Regions from separate parts of the Mus musculus genome. Here regions 1 and 3 are each linked to region 2. A link is a loop called in an ENCODE intact Hi-C map of the cell type or tissue named here. Cell type or tissue: heart. All regions are shown on one strand. Region 1 holds the start of Fiz1 (Flt3 interacting zinc finger protein 1). Region 2 holds the start of Zfp667 (zinc finger protein 667). Region 3 has its middle 4.7 kb from the start of Smim17.

What was found. Hi-C counts contacts between places; a loop is a spot of excess contacts. Peaks named below come from ENCODE experiments on the same cell type or tissue, not always from the same donor. Only the 100,000 strongest peaks of a DNase experiment are listed, where the experiment ranks them.
Region 1: it touches region 2 in a loop (4-fold over the local background); 2 of 42 quality-filtered maps call a loop at or near these places.
Region 3: a loop joins it to region 2, with 2.5 times the contacts of the local background. A loop is called at or near these places in 2 of 42 quality-filtered maps.

What each region holds. Positions count from the first base shown.
Region 1 is chr7:5,013,559-5,021,558 of GRCm38, forward strand. Fiz1 (Flt3 interacting zinc finger protein 1) reads right to left here and starts at 1,170. Exons shown (of 3, transcript NM_001110329.1): 1 at 1,067-1,170. It overlaps Zfp524 (zinc finger protein 524), which reads left to right and starts at 1,950. Exons shown (of 2, transcript NM_025324.2): 1 at 1,950-2,002; 2 at 3,879-4,930. The coding sequence starts at 3,917. The coding sequence ends at 4,882. Zfp865 (zinc finger protein 865) reads left to right here and starts at 6,818. Exons shown (of 3, transcript NM_001290426.1): 1 at 6,818-7,097. In heart, a CTCF peak has its summit at 4,023 (motif pointing right); DNase peaks (open chromatin) are centred at 993, 1,843, 2,203, 6,843 and 2 weaker places; H3K4me3 peaks cover 4,965 bases; H3K27ac peaks cover 4,940 bases.
Region 2 is chr7:6,279,595-6,287,594 of GRCm38, forward strand. It overlaps Epp13 (epididymal protein 13), which reads left to right. Exons shown (of 16, transcript NM_001177416.1): 16 at 1,874-2,267. The coding sequence ends at 1,901. Zfp667 (zinc finger protein 667) reads left to right here and starts at 6,986. Exons shown (of 5, transcript NM_001024928.2): 1 at 6,986-7,060. In heart, CTCF peaks have their summits at 3,336 (motif pointing left) and 4,068; DNase peaks (open chromatin) are centred at 3,347, 4,057, 6,897 and 7,667; H3K4me3 peaks cover 3,588 bases; H3K27ac peaks cover 3,205 bases.
Region 3 is chr7:6,406,490-6,414,489 of GRCm38, forward strand. No RefSeq gene overlaps it. Among named protein-coding and RNA genes, the nearest start is that of Smim17, 4.7 kb to the right of the region's middle. In heart, no CTCF peak of the experiment used is centred here; a DNase peak (open chromatin) is centred at 3,792.

The sequences.
Region 1 (8,000 bases), 1.3 Mb before region 2:
AACTGAGCAGTTTGACCAAGTTCCTCTTAGTTTCTTTATTCTCATATGCTTCTTAGTTAACTTGACTTTTCTAAGTTAAATCTTCACTGAGACTTGCTTCCAAATCCCACCTAACTTCTCCTTCAAATAAGTCACATTTTTCTATAATCACCTCTACTTCGCTATTATATTCTTAGCTTGCCGCCAAGCCCCCCCCCCAAGCATTTTTACCTTCGTGATAAAAACCTGATAGTTCCACTAAAACTTTCCAAATTGCACACCTAGATCGCTGCCCCCCCCCCCGCCCCCCGTCTTGTCTTGTTGTTTTTTCTTTCTTTCTTTCTTTTTTTTTTTTTTCGAGACAGGGTTTCTCTGTATAGCCCTGGCAGTCCTGGAACTCACTTTGTAGACCAGGCTGGCCTCGAACTCAGAAATTCGCTTGCCTCTGCCTCCCAAGTGCTGGGATTAAAGGCGTGCGCAACCACCGCCCCGCTAATGCCCCCACCCCCACCCCCTTGTCAAGGTAAGCTTTTCTTTAAGTCACACCTCAGGCAAACTTCACACAACATACTCTGGGCCTCTGTTGTCTTACTGGACCCCAGTTTTCCCCTCATCTTACGAAGTTTCTTCAATTTTTCAACCAAGGCCCTTTCCCCCATTTCATGAGATTCACGCCTCTTTGCTAGGCCCCACTTTATATAAACCTCTCCATTTTCTAACCAGTCTCCACACTTTCTTGAAACCCCTCCCCTCCAACTATAAGCCACGCCTCAACAAGCTACTCCTCCAGTTCTGCCCCGCCCCGACCACCTTAAGCTCCGCCCCTCCTGCGCCCTACGGTGTCTGGTGCAGCCGGCCCCCACCCCCACCCCTGCTCGATCTTGCGAACAAGGCCCGGAAAACTGGCCCTTTGTACCCCTCTCCCTGCCCCTACAAGGTGCAGTCTCGGGCGCCCGAGTCGGGGGCAGGTCAAGCGGCCCAGGAACTAGGCAAGACCACCTTGCTTTTGCGTTGCGGAGGTCCTGGAGACCAGGCAGGCCTCCGGGGGGCCGGGAAAGTCTGTCCGCTTTCCTGTTTAATTACTTACACCTCCCTCTGGGCGCCGACATTTTGGGTAGCGGGGTCAGCGTCACTTCCACCTGAGGGGCCTCTCGACTTCCGCCTCAGCTCTCTTCTACGCCCCCCCAACCCCCCTTTACCCCTCCTTCTTGGCTTCTCTATCCCGCCCCCGCCCCGCCCTTCTGTGTTTTCCTTTCCTATTTCCAGCCGCGGAGGTTAAAGAAGCTAGGCTAGCGCCATCTTTGTTGAGGGCAGGGCAGGGGCGGGGCCTAAGTTACCCGCGGCGCCATATAGACTAAGGGCAATACTCTCAGCGTGCAGCATTTCGTAGCCCACGGTGCGGTTACAAAGAGTTAACATAGATGTGTTTAGATAAGATTGCTTTTTTTTTCTAGTCTTTGACTTCTGCTGGGAAGGATGCGGGAAGAGGGAGAAAAATCCAAGTGGTCAAACTTGTTCAGAGTTAGGAAACACCAAGCACCATTTTACTACTTTAACTCCATGGCTCTTTGAAGCTGATGGGCGCCATATTAATTAGGGGCACTTAGCAGCCATTTCCCGCTTCTCATCTATCCGGTACCTGTATTTGATTGGGTCACCGGGTTGGGAAGGCTTCGTGGGAGGAAAGGCATTTTTGCAGGTGGTTGGGGATTTTTGTGCGTTGTCACTGGGCACACGAAGGCGCCTGATACGCAGGCGCATTTGTTGCTAGCGTGTCGGGGCCTTGGGACCCAGGGCATCCTCTTTGTTCCCCGCGGGCGCTGGCAGCAGGGAAGGGAGGGAGGGGCCCCCGGCTTCCGTGCCGAGGGGCGGGGTCCAGCTCACGCTCTGCTACCTCCCACACCCCCGCCCCGCCGCCGCCTAGGGGCTGGGCCCCCTCTCTCCCGCCCCTTCCCACGCTTCGGCCCGTCGCCCCCGGCGCGCGCGCGCGTACACACGCGAGCCCAGGCAGCATGCAAATGAGGTACCCAGAGGCGGGGGGCCCGGGTGGGGGGGATGGGGGAAAGAGGGTGGTCCCGGCGCGCGCGCATAAGCGCGCACCCGGCACCTGTTCCCAGCTTCTTTGCTCTCTCCTGCGCACGTCGACCTCGCGCCCCGCCGAGCGGTCTGGGCTCGCGCGCGCAGACCCCCTTCTGGCAGCCCCTGCCACCAATGTCCCCGCGCCGCTCATTGGCCACCGTACCCTGAGGGCCCGCCCCGCTTGCGGGCTGGGCCACTCGCGCCTGACAGGCACGCGTCGTACCGGACTTGTGGGTGGGAGAGGGTCGAAGAGCCACTCTGTCACTTCATAGGTATGTTTCAGAAACTCAGCTTCTTGTCCAGGCTTCCTCATCGTGCGAACCATATGATCCTGGACAAGTTGCTTCTGTGTGGACCTCATGCTATGTGCATATTAAAAGGGGGTGCAAGTTTTGGGGGTGTAGCTCAGGCCCAGTATGTGTGAGGCCCTGATTAGGATAGCCAACACCACACACAAAACTTTAAACCAACCAAACAATAAAATAATAAAAAGAGGGGTGCAGGGTCCCCCGACAGAATCTGCTGCTAGCTGCACCTTTGACCTTTGACCCCAAGTACACTCAATTCCTACTATCCTGGGATCTTGTGGGCACTGGGGAAAGTCCTGGAGCTTTCTATTTTCTAGACTGTGCACTAAGGACATTTTTGAAGCTTCCTCATTCCTGTCGATTCTCCCAACAACCTTGGTATATTGACTTTATAGAGAAGGAAACAGACTCAGGCAAAGCCACTTGTAGAATCACATGGTGATTGTTGGCCAAACTGGATCCAAATGAAACCCTTTGAAAATGTTCCCTCAGAGGATTGCTGTGAGGCTCAACGACCAGTGCTGTAGTGCTGGCTCTTATGTTCACAGCATGTCTGGGTTAGTAGGTAAAACCAATCAAACAAACCAATAAACAAAAATCCCCGATTTCCATCTTACAAAAGACACAAATAAGCTCAGAGAAGTAAGGATCTTGGCTAAGGTCACACAAAGGAAGGGACAGACTCAGCATTTGATTTCTGGGTATATGACTTCAAAGCCCAGACTCTTAGCAACTTTCATATATATCTTTCACAAATCAATAGCTTTTGGCTAGGACTTGTCTCTCTTCATGCCCCCCCATCTCTGTGGGGAGCAGGAGCCTTTTGAGACCTTTGTGACCCAGAATTTGATGGGCTGTTTCAAGGCCTACATTCTTAGCTGGATTTTTTCAAAAATTTATTTATTTTTGGCTTGTTTTGACTTTAAAGGCTTTTTGTAGTTATGTTGATGTAATGAAAAACTATGACCATAGCAACGTATAAAGAAAGCGTTTTAATTGGAGGCATGCTTATATTTTTCAGAGGGTTAGTCCGTGATCATCTATCTTGGTTGGGAGAATGGTGACCAACAGGCTGACATGGTGCTGGAACAGTAGCTAAGAGCTGACATCTGATCCATAGGTTTGAGGGAGGAGGAGACTGGCTTGGTGTGGGATTTCGAAACCTCAAAGTTCACACCTAGTGAAACACTACTCCATAAGGCCACACCTACCACATCAAGGCCACACCTCCTAATCCTTCCCAAACAGTTCCACTAATGGATCCAAACACTCAAACATAGAACCCTGGTGGGAGAGGGGGATTCTTATTTAACCTCCATGAAAGAAAAACTAGATCCAAAGGTTAAGAAGTTATGGGACACCCTTTGGTGGAGGGCAGTCAGCATGTCTTACTAACTTATACAGAATGTCTTATATGGATCTCAAAAGTCTTTAGAAGGAATAGGTGAGATACTGGGGTACACGGGGGCTTAGACCCTCACCACACTGACACCGCCCCCTCTCTTCTCTTAGCCGGCTCCAGTACCCAGACTCGAGCTCCCCACTTCTCAATGGACAACCCCAGCTCAGACCCGTTGCCTTCAACTTTGTCTGGGGAGGAAGAAAAACCTCTGGCCTTACTGCCTCCTGTTCCCCGGGGGCGCCGAGGCCGACCTCCAGGGGGAGCCACCACCTCCAATCGGACTCTCAAGTCCTCCCTCCCTCGAAAGAGGGGCCGTCCCCCCAGATCAGAGCAGGAAACCCCGTTGACAGCACCAGTGGACAGCGGTGGCAGCAGCGATCTTCTGTTGATCGATGATCAGGGTGTTCCTTATACAGTTCCTGAAGGGTCAGCAGCAGATGGGCCCCAGGGCTCTGGTTCCAAGAGGGCTCCGCACTTCTGTCCCGTGTGCCTGAGAGCCTTCCCCTACCTCTCTGACCTGGAGCGCCACAGCATCTCACACTCAGAATTGAAGCCACACGTGTGCAAAGATTGCGGCAAGACCTTCAAACGGTCCAGCCACTTGCGGCGCCATTGTAACATCCATGCTGGCCTTAGGCCCTTCCGTTGTGTGCTCTGCCCTCGCCGTTTCCGAGAGGCAGGGGAGCTCGCACATCACCACCGCATCCACTCTGGTGAGCGACCTTACCAATGTCCCTCATGTAGGGTGCGCTTCACCGAGGCCAATACTCTCCGGCGCCATTACAAACGCAAACACCCAGAGCTTGTGGGGATGCCTGTGCGCCTGTGCCCCCCAAACCCAAGAACCCAACCGCTGTGGGACGACGACGAGGGCATCCCTGTTCAAGAAGGGGTACAGGAGGAGAGTCCTGAAGGAAAGGAGCCTACTTGGCCCATATCCTCCACCACTTCTCCCCTGTCTGGGTTTACAGCAGGGGGTTCAGCTGGTGCTGGGCGCGGGCAAGAAGGCCAAGACACCCTTGTTTCTGGTGGTATTCCCACCATGGAAGGGGATCAAAAGCAGGGACCTAAACCTCTGGGTCCTGGTGCCATTGGGCACCCTCCTGTGGACTGAGAAGCTCTGGGAGGCATGGGCTGTGGAAATAAATCCCTGCCTACTGACTTCCACTGTGTGTTCAGTCATGGTGCCTGTCCCTTTCAGTGCTCCTCCATTACCTTGCCTGACAGTGGTGTGTGTGCGTGATTGGAGACAACCCCATCTCACACATCTCCCTAGCTTGGTGCCAAAGAACCAATGACTTGGAACAAGCCTTTGCCCAATCTGACCTCCACCAGACAAGTACTACAAAAATTTTGACCTACTATGCAAACGTGAGTCAAGGCTCCATCCTAGTTAAATTCTTCCAAATTCTCCATAGACACTTTTTGCTCCCATTTCTTTTCCAGAGAACTTCTTATTTGGAAAGAAAAACTAAGTTGAGGGCTTGATGTATGGGCCAATGGCCAGCTGGAGGGTGTGATTTGAGGAGTGTGAACAGCATCGACCATCTCAATAGCATTTAGAGAGAAGGGTGTGAGCTTGAGAAGGCAGGGCTGAGATGATGTTCAAAACTTGTGCAGTAAAAACTTAGGTTGGAGCTGCCCAACCCAAGAGGAGGCTGAAAATTTGTCTGAGGGTCAAAGAAGTTTAGGCTTGGCTGGCAGAAAGCAATTTAGAGGGAATGAATGGTATTTAAATGAAGGGTGGGGCTTAAAGGAAATACTTTCAAAATGAAGCAGAGTTCAAGATTGTTGTTGTTAAGAGATCTTTTAATAGAGGCTTGCGAAGCTGAGCCTTCAATCCCAGCACTTGGGAGGCAGAGATAGGCGGATTTTTGAGTTCCAGGCCAGCCTGATCTACAGAGTGAGTTCCAGGACAGCCAGGGCTACACAGAGAAACCCTGTCTCGAAAAAACAAACAAACAAACAAAAACAAAACAAAAAGAAAAAAAAGAGGCCAAGGCTTAACTGTTAGACGTGACTGCCATTCAGGCCATGGAGAGGGAAGAAAAACAACAAGGGAGAGCTTGGATGCATAGAATTAGGCTTAGCTGTCTGTAGTGTAATGGGGCTGAATTAAGAAAGATTTATAGAGCTCTGAGTGGCTAAGTGTAAAGTGTGCCAAAGCTGTGGTTCTCATCTAAGAGTGCATCAGAAGTGTTTCAATTCAAATGGATTCCTAAGATCCATCCCAACGCTTTATATTCAGTAAGTCTGGGTTAAGAGTTAAAGAGCATTGAGCTAATTGATGCCAATGGTTGCTAACAACTAACTTTAAAGGAATGCTTTCAAGGTGCGAGGCAGGACTACATACAAGTCATTAAAGAGTCATCACTATAATCCCAGAATTCCTGAAGGCTCTGGTAGTATTGCTGCAAGTTTGAAGCCATTATAGCCTATACAAGAGTTCAAGGCCACCCTGAAGCCCGGCGTGGTGGCGCACGCCTTTAATCCCAGCACTTGGTATCCAATGGCAGGCGGATTTCTGAGTTCGAGACCAGTCTGGTCTACAAAGTGAGTTCCAGGACAGCCAGGGCTATACAGAGAAACCCTGTCTCGAAAAACCAAAAAAAAAAAAAAAAAAAAAAAAAAAGGAGTTCAAGGCCACCCTGACCACAGTGTGAGGAGGCTCTGTCTCAAAAGAAGAAATAAATCAAAAGGTTTAAAACAACAACAACACAAAAGAAAACCGATGTCCCTTATATGCAACAGGCTGTACAAAGCTTTTTTGTGTAAGGGGCAGGATTTAGAAGGGGGCGTGGCTTGTAGGTGTGACCCGTCTGAGAGGCTGGAGTTCCAAAAGTAGAGATTTGGAGCGAAGAAAGAATAGAACAAACTAATCGGAGGTGCAGAAAAAGGAATCCGACCGGCCTATAACGGGACGTTCAGAGATGGGCGTGGTCCAGCCTAGGAAGCGAGGCTTTGGCTTGAGACCCGAGTCTAGGGTGCGTCCTAACCGGAAGCCTGGAGCCTGTGGGTGGTGCCCTAAGAAGAAGCGGGCGCAATGGGCGCATGCGCACTAGGCCCCGTTCGCCCACCGGAAGCAGCCTTGGCTGTTCCCCTCCCGTGTCTAGTGCCGGCGTAATTTCCCTTACCCGTTCCTCCGCCACCATCCTCCACGCCGGCGCTTGGGGGAACGGGCGCGACTTCCGCTTCCGGGCAGGAGGCGCGGGGCTGGTGGGGAGTTGAGGGGGAAGGGGCGGCACTTCCGGTTGGGCCCTCGGGTCTCCCCGGAGCGGCGGCACCTCCTCCGCCTCCTCAGCCTCCTCCCGGCGGAGACCCCAGCGCCGGTGAGTGACTGGGTGTGCGGCCCGGGGACCCGGGTTCCTCGGGGGCGGGGGGCCTCGCCCTGCCCTGCCGCAGTCCCCAGAACGCACCCCCCCCCCAAGAATGTCAGTGCTTCACTGCCGGGCCCGAGGCAGGGGATCCCCAACCACTAGTCCCCTACAAGATCACTCCAGATATCTTACCCGTAGATGCCCCCTAATACCGTGGGATGGCTAACAGCTCGATTTCATTAGTAAAGAACCTCTCAAGTGCCAGGGCCCCCCACGAATCCTTTCCCTGCCGCCTCATCAGCTTCCTCCACGAGATCCTCTGCTTGCCACCGGCTTGGCTGTGCTTACAGGGTAGCTGCTCCTGAACCCTCTGTTCCTATCTACTGTAGGATTGCTTCCAGGGGGTGTAGCATTAGTACTTTGTGACTAGGGTTGCCCCCTACTATGTCTGACCACACACAACCCACTCCCCATGCCCTCTTTGTGGGTGCAAAAAATATTTTCTATTCTGGCCCATGCTAAAAGTGCGTTTTAAGGACCTTTTCCTGCAACTGACCCAAAAAGACCTCTTCAAATTCAACTCCCCCGCCCCCCCCCAGGGGGACAGCTCCCTCCAGAGTTTTTTAATACCATGGCCTTTTACCCGTTTAGGGAGAAACATCTGCCTGGTTAGCATCAGATTCTCATGAAACACTCCTGGCCCACTTCCCCCCCCTCCCCTCATCCTGGCTTCTGCAATCCCAGGACAATGCAAGTTAGCAGAGAATGTTCCTTCCCGGAGTATCAGCAGCTCTTGACCCCATCTTTGGCCAAGTCTCTTGACATTGTCCCCAAACTTCCTAGGAAAGACCTGGCTCTGCTTACATCTTTTCCCATAGGTTTTATTCTTCGCTGAATGAACACCGCCATTCTATA
Region 2 (8,000 bases):
CTGTGATGTTATTATTATTTGGGTGTGTGTGTCATGTATACTTTTGCCATGGCACACAAACGGTAAGGGGCAGCTTACTGGAGTCAGTTCTTTCCTTCTTCCTTACATGTTCCAAGGAGAGAACTTCGTCCTTAGTCTTCAGTCTTGGCAGCAAAGTGCCACTGGATTCAGGAGCTTGGTTTTAAATAACTGATTTTGAAGTTAGGCCCTGGTTCTCCCTCCCAGCTCCACGCTCCCAGGAATAAGACTCAGACTCAAATTGCCATGTAGCTAGGCTCTTCTCTGACTAGATAAAACTCAAAACATCCCATTTCTTGTAGCCTACATTCTGCCATGTGGCTGTCTACCTGTACTAATCTCCTCACATCTGCCTGGCAAATCTCTTGCTTGGTTCTATCCCAGAATCCTTTCTCTCTACCGGGTGTCCCACCTTCTATTTCCTGCCTAAGCCATAGGCCATAGGCTTTTAAACTAATGGGTGGTGCATCCATACAACACACACGATATTCTCTCTAAAACCTAATGTCCAAAGTAGGGTTTGTAGGCTCAAAGTCAGAGTCACAGAATTGCACGGCAAGTCCCAAGTTCATTCTCCCTTCCTGTGGGAGCCATGTGTGTTCCCCTCCCCAGCACAATATATAAAATAAAATAGAATATAATTCTAAGCTGGGCATGGTGGCACACGCCTTTAATCCCAGCACTCGGGAGGCAGAGGCAGGCAGATTTCTGAGTTTGAGGCCAGCCTGGTCTACAAAGTGAGTTACAGGACAGCCAGGGCTATACAGAGAAACCCTGTCTCAAAAATAAATAAATAAATAATATGTACATATTTTTTATTCTAAGTGGGATTATTATTATTATTAAATAAGACAGCTTGGGAGATAGTTCAGAGGTTAAAAACATGTACTACTTTTGCAAAGGACCCAAATTAAATTATCAGCACCCACATTATAGGACTTGTACAACCTGTAACTCTAGCCACAGGAGACCAGGTGCCCTGTTCTGACCTGCAAGGGCACCTGCATTCACATGGACACACCTACACACATACACACACACACACACACACACACACACACACACACACACACACGTACACACACATGCATAATTAAAAATAAATTAGGGGCTGGAGAGATAGATCAGTAGGCACAAGCACTTGCTGCTCTTGCAGAGGGTTCAGGTTTGGTCGCCAGCACTCACAGAGTGGCTCACCACCATCAGTACCAGGAGATCTGACACTCCCTTCTGGCTTCCACAGACACTGCATGTATGTGGTGCACATACATACATACATGTGGACAAATACACACGTAAAATAAAAGTAAATCTTTAAAAATATTTTTAAAAATTCGGGTGCTGATGGTACATGCCTTTAGTCCCAGCACTTGGGAGGCAGACATAGGCAGATCTCTGTGCGCCACCACTGCCCGGCGGAATTATGCAAAATTATGCTTGCTGGACTTACCTTAAGGATGGAGAAAGTTTAACCTGTAACATGGCTGTCAGGCTGCATGACCATTTCAAGGGTGGCAGAGGTAGGGGCTGTACAGGCTGCGTGAGCTAGGACGAGCAGGCGCTACTCCTGCCAGTCTCAAGACGAGATTTCTCGGGTTTGGACACACCTCGATCTCATTTTTGCTCCAGACTTGATCCCCTGGTTGCACAGAGGTCTGAGTGAAGTGGTATCAGCAGGTGGAACAGTTTGTTGGGGGGGGGGGGGCGAACAAAGTGGGAGGAGCCAGGCCCCGGACGTAGGTGAGAAGCGCAGGCAGGCTCAGGGGTCTCGAGTAAAGTCCTATGGGGTCTGAGAACATATGAAGACCTAAATAAGTGTCCAACTGTGACTGCCCTACTTTCTCCTCTTCCGTAGAGACGACCCCTGCTGTTCCTTCCAGTGAAGCCGCTCTGCTCTGTTTTGCTCAACCCTCACAAGCCCTCCGTCTCCAGAGCATTTCACTTCCCAAGGAAGCTCTTCGAACTCTGGCTTATCAACTAGCAGAGTATGAGTGTGTCCAGAGGCTCAGCAGGAAGCCGTCTGGGGACCGTGCCCTGTGACAATAGCCAGTAGAGCAGCCGAGTGAGCCTTTGTAAGGCTTTCCCCAACACCTTCTCTTCTGGGCCATTTTCAACCTTTCTTTATTGTGCACTAATTAATTGCTAAATGCTTGTTTCTTACATTCACAGAACAGCAAATGACACAGGGTGGAGGGGCGCTAAGAATCATTTATAATTTTCAAATAAAAAAACCCTTGATTTTTGATTGATTTTTGATTCAGTGCGTATTCAGTGAGTTCTGTGTGATTCTGTGTGTATTGAGGGCATTGGCTCAGCAGTGAGTATCTTTAACCACTAAGCTGTCGTGCTGACCCTCAAACAAAATCCAAGAGCAGACAGAAAGCCCTGTCTCTCTCTGCTTTCAGATGTTGAGTGAAACCTAAGTGTGCTTTAAAGCTTCCTGACGTGCTGGGCTTCCTTCCTCTCTTTCCAACGCTTCTCGCCTGTACTGCAGTAGCATGGCTTTGGTAGGTCCTACACCTTCTGCCTGGGTCAGTTCTTTACTCTTGAGTGTCTGTTTGTGACCCTTGTTAACTTATGTTATTAATGAGAATAAGAGCCCCAAGACGAACCCTGATTTCCCCAGTCTCATTTGATGGCTCTGCTGGGACTCCCCATAATTTCTGGTAACACCTTTTCCTGCCTCCTCCCCTTTCTCGTTTTTGTTGTTGTTTGTTTGTTTGTTTGTTTGTTTTGTTTTTTGATACAGAGTTTCTCTGTGTATTTGTTGTCCTGGAACTCACTCTGTAGACCAGGCTGGTCTCGAACTCAGAAATCCGCCTGCCTCTGCCTCCCAAGTGCTGGGATTAAAGGCATGCGCCACCACTGCTCAGCTCCTTTTTCTTTTTTCTTTTTTTTTTTTTTTGTTTGTTTTAAAGACAGGGTTTACCTATGTAACCCTGGCTGTCCTCACTGTGTAGACCAGGCTGCCCTTAAACTCTCAGAGATCCACCTGCCTCTGCCTCCTGAGTGGTGAGACTAAAGGCAAGTGCCACCACTATTATTTCCTGTCTTTTAATACTTTCATTGGCAGAGAAAATGGGCCCATATTCCTGCACCTCTATTAAACAGTGGATACGGAGAATCAGGAGTTGAGAGCCATTGTTGACTATATAGTGAGTTTCAAGCCAACCTGGAATACATGAAATTTTGTCTCAAAACAAAAAACAAGAGGATAGCTCAGCAGTTAAGAACAGGGCTCCTTTTGCAAAAGACAACAGCTCACAACTGTCAGTGACTCCAGTTACAGGGGACTTGCCACCCTCTTCTGGTCTCTGCTGGTACTGCATACATATGGCATACTTCCTGAAGGCAAATCACACATATAAAATAAAAACATCTTAAAAAAAAAAAAAAAGTAAGGTTCAAGGCTAGATACCGGTTATATGCACTGCTTTATCCTTGGCAACCACACTAACTTGGCTCCTAATAAGTTACAGTTCAGACCAGAGGAACAAGAATGCTCATCAGAGTGGGCAGTGACCCAGCTTGCCTCAAGCTGAGTCGGATTTTGGACTTCCTGTCCAATTTGGAGGAGAAAAGAAACCTGAGTACTCCATATTGTTGCATTCTGCTCACTTACTTTTTTATTTTTTAAAAGATTTATTTTTTTTATGTATATGAGTACACTATACCTGTCTTTAGACACACCAGAAGAGGGCAGATGGTTGTGAGCCACCATGTGGTTGCTGGGAATTGAACTCAGGATCTCTGGAAGAACAGCCAGTATTCTAACCACTGAGATATCTCTCCAGCTCCTGTTGATTTACTATAAAGCAGACAGCCAGACACAACGTGAGGGTTTGCACATACATATTGTTGCACAAATGCCGCCCCCCTCCCCCCGTCCTATACCCTCACTCCCACTCCAATCACTCCACACTCCAATCCTCACACGTCGCCGGTGCTCTTAGGAAGGTCATGAGAATCCTTGTGGGAATCAGCCTTTTTAGTTGACCTTGGAACTCTGGCTTGGGGGGGAAAAGCAGATTAAACACAGGGTCTGCTGTCCTCACATCTGACGCGAGGCGGCAGTCTCGTCATTTCCGTCTCCAGATCGCCACAGAATGCAAAACTACAACTCCCACAATCCCTCGCGCCTAGCCCTTTCTTCGCCTCCCTCTTTCCTAACACAATGCTAACACCCTAAGAATATCTGCAAGGCGTTTTCAGTCTTCCAAACCATTCCTTGGTTCAGACGTTTCTGCTAACAAACTCCGTTTTATTGACAAGCGCGCCTCCCACCTCTCTGCTTCCTTGACACTACAATACCCAGAAGTCTCTGCACCACTTCAAGCCTACAATTTGTAGCCTTGGAGACAGAGAAACGCTAGACCGCTGGTTAGGTTAGGGGGAGAAAGACTGCTTCTAGAGAGAGCAGGATTCCGACTGGTGGAGAGGCCTATTTGTTCGCTTCCTTTTTCTTTTTCTTCTTTCTTTCTTCACTTCATTTTAATTCTTTTTTATGTTAGTATACAAGTTCTAAGTTTTTTTTTAATTACTTTATGTATACGAGTACACACTGTAGCTGTACAGATGGTTGTGAGCCTATATTTGGTTGTTGAGAATTGAATTTAGGACTTCTGCTCACTCCGGCTCGCTCTCGCCCAAAGATTTATTTATTATAAATAAGTACACTGTAGCTGTCTTCAGACACACCAGAAAAATGCATCAGATCTCATTACGGGTGGTTGTGAGCCACCATGTGGTTGCTGGACTTTGCTTTGGAAGAGCAGTCCATGCTCTTACTCACTAAGCTATCTCATCAGCCTAAATTCTAAGTTTCTTTTTGGCCTTTTTTCATGCAATTTTTTTTCATGGTGTTGTTACTCTTTACTCCGTGGCTGGTCTTCTCAACAAACCCCTTCCCCAACCTTGTATCCTTCCACCCCCAGTAGGCAAAAGGACACATTTCAGGGTGGCATAAGTGTATTGAGGCGGGGCCTCTTCTTATTTCCTCTGGGTCAACTGGACAGTTGCAAGTATGACAGGAGAGGCTAGTCTGAGCATGCAAGGCGTGCACGTTCCTGAGGTCCAAAGAGGTCTCCTGGGTGTTAAGTTTCAAGCCCCAGACAAAAGTGCCTACTTAAGATATTAAAGGGGACCTGGCCACCAGGTTCTACCTGCCTTTCTCAGTTTGTACCTATTACAGGGCCCTCCTGGCAGGCATACTCTGCCCTCTACCCTAAACTTCTCCAGCCCAGGGGCTGGGCCACCCTTCCCCCAGCTCTCCTTCCCTATGCAATCCAATCATTTTGGTTACCTGGTCCTTTCACCTACTCTCTTTAGCCTCCTGGCCTCTTGGTCTAGCCCTCTTCTCTCCCCTCCTCCCTCTCCTCATATTGCTTAGGGTCATGTTCACTTTGGACTCTCTCAGACATCCGTGCCTCTGACTATGTGTCCCTTTATCTACAATAAACCTTCTCATCTACCATACCTAGGAACAGTCATGTTCTTCCCTTTTTATTTTATTTTAGTTTTCATTCACTGGGAAATGAATGCAACCTTTAGTCTCACCCTTTCTGGTCTCCAAGATAACGAATTCCCTGCCTCTTTTGGTAGTAACATCATAGTTTCTCCTGGATAGATGGAGGTTTTGAAAGACTTGTGAGAATCTGAGTCACACTTCTTCTTTGGAGCCTCCCACCCTGTACCCCCATTCTTGGACTGGGGCTCTCTCAGTCTCTTGGTTTCCCCTTTAGAGAAATGATGTGTAGAACTTAACCTCTGTGCTTCCCTCCTACTTCCTATTTCTGGGGCCTCAGGTAAGGTCCAATGTGCTTGGAACCTCAGTTTTCCCATCGGTGAAATGAAATGCTGTGTTTGCTCAGTAGTGCCGTTGTTTCCCACATGACCATTCAGATGTCACAGTTGACGCTCATCACTGTCTTGACTGAAGATCTAAATGAGTCACTTCCCTTTCTCTAGGCACTTATATTTATACGCAGGTTGGGTATACTGAATTGTGCAGCTGACAGCATTTCACTTGTGCACACACCAATGACTGTGTTCTTGCTAAGGGATGCCATAACAGGGTCTGGTGTCTAGTCTACCCTTATCCTGGTGATTGCTGTGCGACCCGAGAGTCATTCCTTGTCCTTCACTGAGCCTAGGGTTTCCTCAAGTATTACCCCTATTCTCTTTCTACTTGGTGAGATGTAAAGTGACTCCGGAAGTGGCTTGAATGGAGTTATAATTTGATAAGGTAGGACCAGAAATCATTAGGGTTGCTCAAGAGGTTTAGGGCAGGCCTTTCCCCTTTACGTGAGATTTATACTGAGTTCCTAGAAAATTTCAGGTTTATAGTTTGGGAGGGAGTACGGCCTTATAAGTGTTGAATTGTGCTGTGGAGAGTCTTCAATCAGACTCCAAGGTGGAACGCTCCTCTTCTCACGTGCCCATCGTTTCCCCCATGGCTTTCTAAACAGCCACAGAAGAAACTCTGTCCTCTCCTCTGAGGGTCACAAGGTCTCCAGACAGGCGACAACGAGGATGGAAACACCCTTTTGGGCGTGGATATCCTTAGTCTCTTGCCAAAGCCTGAGGTTGGCGGTACAAGCTCGCGGTTGCGCACGGCGTAAGGCGCGTGGAAGCCCAGTGAGTCCGAGGTGTGGAACGCTAGGAGAAGCATCCCGGAAAGGACGCATGCTGAATGGACTCTAACGGGAGCTTGGCCGAACCCCTTAGAAAAGCGCTTAGCGTAGGAGGGCGCACACGGGTCGGCAGAATAGCCAACCAAATTATTGAGGGCGTGGCCTCGCGCTGTCTCCGGGGTTCTGCGACTGCAGCGTCTAGTTGCGTGTCAGGGGGCGTGGCTCCGCGCTCCGGGGGAAGCCCTGGGGGCGGGGCCGCACTGGCCTGCGTCCTTCTGGAGGGGCGGGGGGACCGGGGAGAGGCCCTGAAGGGATCCCTGGGGGTCTGGGAGGCGAGTGCGCAGGCGCGGGAGCTCTGTTGCTAGCAGTTCTGTGGCAGCTGTGAGACGGAGGACGCAGCAGGGAGACAGGTGAGGGGGTCTGGTGACTGCGAGCCTTCCTTCAGTGGGAATGATTGATAGCGTGTGTGTGTGTGTGTGTGTGTGTGTGTGTGTGTGTGTGTGTGTGTGTGTGTGACAGAGAGACAGAGAGAGACAGAGACCTGTTTGCGTGGGTCGCTCTGGTGATCTGAGTTGATTCGGGTGCACGCCTGAAGCTTCGTGTATGCTTGGCGTATATTGTTTGTTGTGGGGTGAACACAGTATGAGAATCCTTCAGGAGACTCCACGTGTGTATATGTGTGTGCGCGAGAGAAGAGAAGTGGAAGGGGGGCGCGGGAGAAGGGAAGTGGGAGGGGGGAAGGGAGAGGGAGAGACCGACTAGGCCTGTGAGCCCCAAGAAACAGGTGCGAATACCACCAACTGCGTGATGTGACCAGTGTGCCCTGTGTAAAGGAAGACACTACAAGGGGCCGCTAGTGGATGTAGGAACAGAGTTCTGAGCATCTCGGTTGTACTTGTGTGTGAGTGTGATAGACTGATGGAGCTGTTTATCATAGTCTGAGGGCACTCGGCCTGTGGGGCCCAGGGACAGGTGACTGTACAGGTCCTAGTGGGAAAGGAGGCCACCGCAGGCTAGAGGGGCCCAAGGGTGTGGGCACACAGTTCTGAGTATCTCTATGTCACTAGCTGTGCTGGTGTGAGAGTGTTGGCGGGTGTGTTTGTGTGTGTGTGAGAGAGAGAGGCTGATGAAGTTATTTATCAAAGTCTAGAGATACAGTGAGCCATCAGATGACAATGGCTTTGTGAGTGTGTGCCAGTGTGTGATTGATCGTGCCTCATCTCATTTGTTACCGTGGCAACGGGCTCCTCTAGAGGAGGAGATGTGATGGCCTAGTCTGGGAAACTGAACCTGTTAAGGATGAGACTTTTCCTTCTGTACAAAGGGATAAATGGCGCTCATCAGAGTGTT
Region 3 (8,000 bases), 130 kb after region 2:
TGTGTATGTATGTATGAACGTGTGCATGTATGAAGGCGTATGCATGTATGTATGTATGTATGAACATGTGCATGTATGAAGGTGTGTGTGTGACACACCATGTGTGGAAGGTGAGAGGGCAACTCTCAGGAGTTGGTTCTCTGCTGCTGCTGTGCGATCTGGGGATTAGCCTCCTGTTTGTCTTTGCACAGACACCTGTATCTGCTGAACCATCTCTCCAGCCCAAATTGTCTATGGCACTGGCAGTCTCACTCAGTTCATTCGTAGAACTTTCAGGTTTCTTATGTTTAATGTCAGAGTTTTCAACTGCAGTAGGGAAGAGATGGACTGATCAGATGTCCCTGGGACACTTACCTCTCTAGAGAAACACAGATTTATGCTTTCACATGCAAGCCTAAGAGACTGAAGACTTAAATGGAGAAGAAGTACAAGGAAAATTGACAGGGCTGTAGCTTTGGCTTGAGAGGAACTTTAAGCATTACAGGTAACCCAGAAGATGATATTGGGTTCTTTGAAACTGATATGAGATATCTCTCTCTCTCTCTCTCTCTCTCTCTCTCTCTCTCTCTCTCTCTCTCTCACACACACACACACACACACACACACACGATACACAGAGATGACTCCAAAGAAAAGCGATGTAGCAAAGGGGTGTAGTCCTTGAAGTTTACGTTGATGCTACAGGGCTGAGGATGTACTCACACAGAGTACTTGTCTAGGTTGGACCAGGCCTTGGGCTGGGCCCTAGCAGCAACACTGGCAACTGACATGGGAAAATGCAGTATGAAATATAAGTAATTAGTGGGAATTTTCCAGGATTATTTCCTGAAAATGACAATTCATTTTGAATTGTAGAGATATGACAATTTTCACTTATTAGTGACTTCATGAAAAATAAGAATTTAAAAAATGTTGCTTACATATACTACTATGTTATAAGCCACTTGAATTAAAATTCTTTAGAGAGTGTACAAAGGTAAGTGGGATGGTATAATTCAACTTGATACAATCTTGAGTTACCTGAGAAGAGTGTCTCTATGAGGTTGCTAGCAACACTGGGTTGTTTCACAGCCCATCCTAGTGTATGTATGTGGGGAATTGTCTTGATTGTGTTAATTGATGTGGAAAGACTTAGCCCACTGTGGGAAGTGCCATTTTCTGAGCTTGGGCCCTAGATGCTTAAGTTTAGAGAAAGAGAGCTAGATTAGGCATGCTTACAGCCATCCTGTTCTATGCTTGACTATAGATGGGATATACCCAGCTGTTTTAGGTTCCTGTCACCTTGATATTCTTGCTATGATTCTTTGGTTCCTGGTGGGTGGCTTGTCCCAGAGAATCTGTGGCCTGGAGTCAGTGGCCTGAGTAATATTTTTTTTAAAGATTTTATTTATTATTATAGTAAGTACACTGTAGCTATCTTCAGACACACCAGAAGAGGGAGTCAGATCTTGTTACAGATGGTTGTGAGCCACCATGTGGTTGCTGGGATTTGAACTCTGGACCTTCGGAAGAGCAGTCGGGTGCTCTTACCCACTGAGCCATCTCACCAGCCCTGAGTAATATTTTAATAAGCATCCCTAGCAATGCTAGTACTTTGAGAACTGCTGCAATTATTAAAAGCTTGTAGGAGGAGAATCTACATCTTTGCTCCTTCTGCAGAAAGCAGTGATACCAGGGTCAGCTGTGTGGAGGTCTGGGTAAGTAGGGTTTATAAACTCATCATGATTGGAACTCCTATTGCCATCCAGAAGATGTTATGACAAGCTGTGCAAATTTGAAGTGTGGTTGGAGAAGAAGCAAGAGGGAGAAGATGCTGAGCCCCATTGAGTAGCTCCAAGCAAGTTTTATTTGACCTCTTGCCCTTCTAGTTCCTCATTCTGGAAATGAGAGAATAATGAGAGACACTTAACAGTTTGATTGATGGGTTAGACACGAGAAGAAAATCCTTCAAGGTGAGATAGCCCAATACCTGCTGCCAATCTTGATGACTTGAATTTAATCCTGGGACCCATGCAGTGGAAGGAGAGAACTGGTTCCCTCAAGCTGTCTTCTGACTGCCACAAGTTAAAAATAAGTTTAAAACACTAATGCTGCACTACAAGTGGGTTCTGATCTGTGGGGCCATTTTAGGACACAGGTTCCTCATATCTTTGCTGTTGTACCTCTCCCTGGGGACATTCCTGGTGACCAAATTGTTAAGGTATTTGTGTGTGTGTGTGTGTGTGTGTGTGTGCGCGTGTGCATGCATGCATGCATTCATTCATGTATGTTTTCAGGGAGGGGATAGATTTTATTCCAGTGACTTTCTTAAAAGAGCCTGCACAATTCAAAGCACACATAACACAAGACTAATTCGGACAGACAGTCTCTTAAGGGGATACAAAAGATAACAAAGGTACTTTGCAAGATAGTTTGGGTTACATTCTAAAGTACAGATACCTGAAGCATTCTTAAATTGCAAAAATTTTTATCATTAAGAAAATACTACTTGTGCTGGAGAAATGGCTCAGCGGTTAAGAGCCTGGATGTTCTTCTAGAGGTTCTGAGTTCAATTCCCAGCAAGTACATGGTGGCTCACAATCATTAATAAAGGTATCCAATGCTCTGTTATGGCCTGTCTGAAGACAGCTACAGTGTACTCAAATGTGTTAAATAAATAAATAAATAAATAAATAAATAAATCTTAAAAAAAGAAAATGCCACTCAAGGTTCATCTTCTCAAATGTTCAAAGTAGTGTGTAGTAATAATATGCCTCTATAAATCAACAATCACACCCCTCTGTTTTGAATATGTAGGTGTGTGTTGTGTGTATGCATATTTGACTGTGCATGGGTGCATGTATATGTGAAGGTGCACATGTATGTGGAAGACCAAAGTTGATATCAGATGTCTTCCTCAAGTACTCTTTACCTTCATATATCAAGGCAGGGCCTCTCACTGAACCCAGAGATCACCATTTTGGCTAGTCTGGCTAGCCTGCTTGCTCTGGGGTATCCTTGTCTCTGCCTCCCACACCAGTGGGGATGCAGGCAGGCTGCCATACGTGGCATTTGCATGGGTGCTGGGAATCTGAATAACAGTGCCCACACTGTCACAGCAGGTGTTTTTATTTATTGGGATACTTCCTTAGTTCCCAGAAACTACACCTTTCTTATTACCCCACCCTACAACATTAAAATATCCTAAGAACTCAGGGGCACACTTTGCTATACTCAAAATCAACAGCCTGAACCTGGCGAAGATTGTTCCCTCTGTTTTCTTTTCTGCATGCCTTCTAAGAATGTTTTAGAAACCCTGTTAATAAAATTTACAGAGAGTGTAATAAAATTTAAATATGTATATATATATATATATATATATATATATATATATATATATATATATATATATATATATATATATAAAGGTAGAGACCTTTATATATGAAGGTGGAGTGTACTTGAGGGAGTCATCTGGCCTTACTCCACTGAAAACTAAAGCTGCGCTCTCCACAGTCCCCAGAGAGCTGTGTCTCCAAGAAACAGCAGGGACTTTTTCCTAAGCAGGTTGTTACTTGAGGTGTCTGTATTGGAGGGTAAGGAAGTCTCTCTGTTAGACTGCATGAAAACAGCACCAATATCAGGTCATGTAGTAACTGGTCTGAGGTTAGGGGTAATTCATGACGCCGTGAATCAGAACCGCGGACAGCGCACAGCCGCAACCGTTTTAGTCCACGTGCACTGCTCTGTGGTTCAGTACCACGGATAGCGTAGCCGTTGTCTGGTGTCCTGTTATGGACCGTGGTTCAGCACCAAGGACAGCGTGCCTTTTGGTTTCAGAACCGTGGACACTGCCCAAAGCTGTTTCGCTCTGACTGTTCAACACTGAAGGAAAGCCGTTTCTGAGATGGTTGAGTGAGAGGCTGGCTCTTCCCTTCCACCCCCAAACCGGTTAGAACCAGGGACAGTTCACCTGCAAATAGTTCAGCAGGGCAGACAGCGCATGTTACACCAGCTTAGCACAGTAGGCTGCTCAAGGGGACTTCCAGCATCAGAGATCAAATGACAGACTCTTTTGTTTGTTTGTTTGCTTGTTTTTGAGGAGCATCCTAAGCCTACTTTTCCAACCTCCTAGTCGTAGAGTTTCTGCTTGGAGATATTTGTTGCCTTCAAGGATGTCTTGGACCTCACCCACACAGAAGCACAGGTCTGGGTTTTCACGGCAAACAGAACAAAGAAACAAAAAACTGATACAGTACACTGCATGGCACTCAGTTGCATAGGCTCATAGCCCAGCTCTTCCTAGATCCATTCCTTGCTTTTATACTTCAAAGCTATCTGCTTATCAGCCTTCTCAGCTCCACCAGGATGGTGAATCCCAACTATATCCACATTTGTCATCTAATGACCACTGCACTTCAGGCCACCATTTCCTCTCACACCTGTCACTACAGGAGCCTCTTACACAATCTTTCCATCATGCTGCCTTCTGCTGCATTCCCCACACAGAGATTTTGGGCACACTTTGCTAATGTAAATTAGAGTCCACCTCAACACTCCTCAGTTCTCTGCTAATGTTTCCGAAGCAGCCCGCAGTCAAACCTAATGGCCCTCCTGTGCTTTCAAGTCCCTGGATGCCTTTCAGAACTTATATCTCACTTCTGTCCCTTGTCTAGCCTCTCTTTCAATATTGTTCTCTTTATCCCTTTGTAGCTTTATTGATTTCATTCTGCCATGGATTCTTATTTAACTAGCTCCTTCCCATCTTTTAGGTCTCAGTTCAAATGCCACTTAGGTCTTCTCTGGGCTCTGGCAGCTCAGTGGAAGAATACTTGCCTATCATACATGAGGCCCTAGTTCCCATCTCCAGTACCCCCACCCATCCTGAGAAAAAGATGATAGATATGTAGGTAAGTAGGTAGACAGACCCTTAGAGTCGCTACCACACTGACCCATTTCATATTAGTATGAGTTACATTTTATTGCGTTGTGTGTCTCTTGTGTCCTTTCATCATTAGAATGTACCCTTCTAGCCCATATTGTCAGTCGGTAAAGGTTATTGCTGCCAAGTTTGGTGCCCTGAGTTCAGTCGCTGGGACCCACATGGTGGGAGGAGAGAATCAACTTCAGCAAGTTGCCCTCTGACTTTCACATGCATACCATTTCGTACATACATGTACATGCACACATTCATTAAGTAAATGTTATATGTATTTAAAGGACATACATTTTTGGGCCACAGACACTCATTGTCTTGATCATCAAGAATATATACCACATATCAATTGTCTAATAAATATTTGCTGAACGAATGTTTTAAATGAGTGATTGAATGAAACCCTAGCCTTACATTGATCAGTCTTTTGTCAGTTAATCATGGAACCCCAACAAGTTGCTTACAAGACTCATAACTTGGTCAAGTCATAGCCCAAGGTTTGGGGATTTTGTTGCGATTTCCAAGGTCAACCCATCTTCCTGATTTGATAAGAAGACAGATACTCCTCATCATGTAGTCACCATACTCAGAACAATGATTTATCACGGTGGAAAAACATATAACATGGCCACCAAAAGGAAAAGGCTCATGGGAGTCAAATATTTTTGCTTTACCTCTTGATAGTTTGTGATGCCATTCATGTTTATCTCAAGTGCCCTCCAAGGCTTTCCAACCTGGGGCAGGCTGGATCCCAGGCTCTGTAACAGGGAAGACAGAGAACAGCAGACAACAAAGGGTGCTATAAAACATGCTGTACACCAGGCACTGGTGGTGCATACCTCTAATTCCATCATCCAGGAGGCAGAGGCAGGCAGATCTTTGTAAGTTCAAGGTCAGCCTGGTCTACAGAGCAAGTTCCAGGACAGGCAAAACTACACAGAGAAACACTTATCATGAAAACCCAAAACCAAACCAAACCAAACCAGCCGGCCAACCAACCAACCAATACTGTCTTGGAGAAGAGCCAGCCAACCAACCAACCAACCAACCAACCAACCAATACTGTCTTGGAGAAGAGCCAGCAGGTAAGCCATAACCAATAGACATTACCATTGTTTATTCTGTGGTATAAAAAATGTCCGTGGTGGGAAAGAGATGCTGGAAGGTCATGTAGGGAGTGAGCTCTGAACTCTTCCTGGGACTCTCAATCAGTGACTACAGTTAAAGCAATTAACAGTTAAAAGCGGGGGCTGGAGAGATGGCTCAGTGGTTAAGAGCACTGACTGCTCTTCCAAAGGTCCTGAGTTCAATTCCCAGCAACCACATGGTGGCTCACAACCATCCGTAATGAGATCTGACGCCCTCTTCTGGAGTGTCTGAAGACAGCTACAGTGTACTCACATATAATAAAAATAAATAAATCTTAAAAAAAAAACAGTTAAAAGCAGGGCTTTGCAGGTCACTTCTGCTGAATTATAACCATCAGCTCGAAGCTACTTTTGCTCTCTCTATCAGGTGACTTCAGTTGTCCACTGAGTGTTGTAAGCACCTGATGTGTCCTGCTATCTGTCTGCTATTTGCTACTCATTCATTGATTTGTTCATTCATTCACTCATTCATTCTTTTCTTCCTTCCTTCCTTCCTTCCTTCCTTCCTTCCTTCCTTCCTTTCTTTCTTAACTTTTGTTTGCAATGTACTTAATAAAAATCTCCCATTTAGATCATCTTCTGGTGAGAAAGCATATCCCTTTTAGTTACTTCCATTGGTGCCATGACAAAATAGCCAACAAAAATGGGTTAAGGAAGAAAGGTTTGTTTTGCCCCCACCCTTTGAGGGTATAGTCAGTTACAGGAGGAGGAGCTTGGAACAGCTGGTCACACAGCTTCTACAGTCGGAGGCAGGAAGCAATAGATGCTTGTGCCCAGCTCACGTCTCCCTTTTAATTTTGTCCAGAACCCCAGACCATGGGATGGTACTGACTGACCACTGTTGGTGAAGGAGGGTCCTTACCACCTCAGCTAACCTGCTCTAGATAATCTCTCACAGGCACGCCCAGACATCCCCGTCATCTTTAACATGTCAAGTTGATGACAGAGCCTAGAGTTACCAGAGAGGAAAGCTTTGAGAAATTATCTAGAGGCAGCTGGCTCTCCAACTTCCTAATGCTACCGCCCTTTAATACAGTTCCTCATGTTGTGTTGACCCCCCAACCACGAAATTGTTTTTTGTTGCTACCTCTTAACTGTCATTTTGCTACTGTCATGAATCGGAATGTAAATATCTGATAGGAAGGGTATCTGATATGTGGCTCTCGTGAGAAGGTCTTTTGCCCCTCACATGGGTCGCGACCCACAGATTGAGAACCACTGCGCTAGGTCCTATTAGTCTGTGGGCGTGTCTGAGAGGACTGCCTTAGTTATTAACTGATTTGAGAGGGGGTAACCCACTGTGGACAGCGTTATTCCGTGGACAGGTGATCTTGGGCTGAGTAGGAAAGCTAGCTGAGATGAGCCTGTGTGAGAGCCAGCAAGCGGTGTTCCTCTATAAGTTACTGCTTTAAGTTCCTGTCCCAGCTTCCCTCATTGACGGCCTGTGACTGGAACCGGAAGCTATAATAAATCCTTTCCTCCTATAATCTGTTTTTGGTTAGTGTTTTTGTTCTTAGAGAAAATTAATCTGATTTCTCTATTTTACAGCAAACTAGAGAAATGAAAATAAATTTACCAGGGACATATGTGAAAATAAGTTTCCTCACCTACAGCTCGGTCATAACCTTAAAATTTATTTAAACATTTTATTCATATGTAGATGTGTGTATGTTCATGCATCTGAGTACAACTTGTTCACTGAGGCCAGAAAAGGGCATCAAATCCCCTGGAGCTGGAGTTACAGATGGCTGTGTATGGGTGCTCCTAACTGCTGAGCCATCTCTTCATCCACCTGAATTAAAAAAAATTTTAATGTGACCTTTCTGAGAGCAACTTGGCAATGGTCTCTGTTGTAAAATTTGAATGATGGTGCTTATGATACCACTAACAGCTATTGAACACTTTCTAAGAATTCTGCATGTTAAATTGGGCTTGGT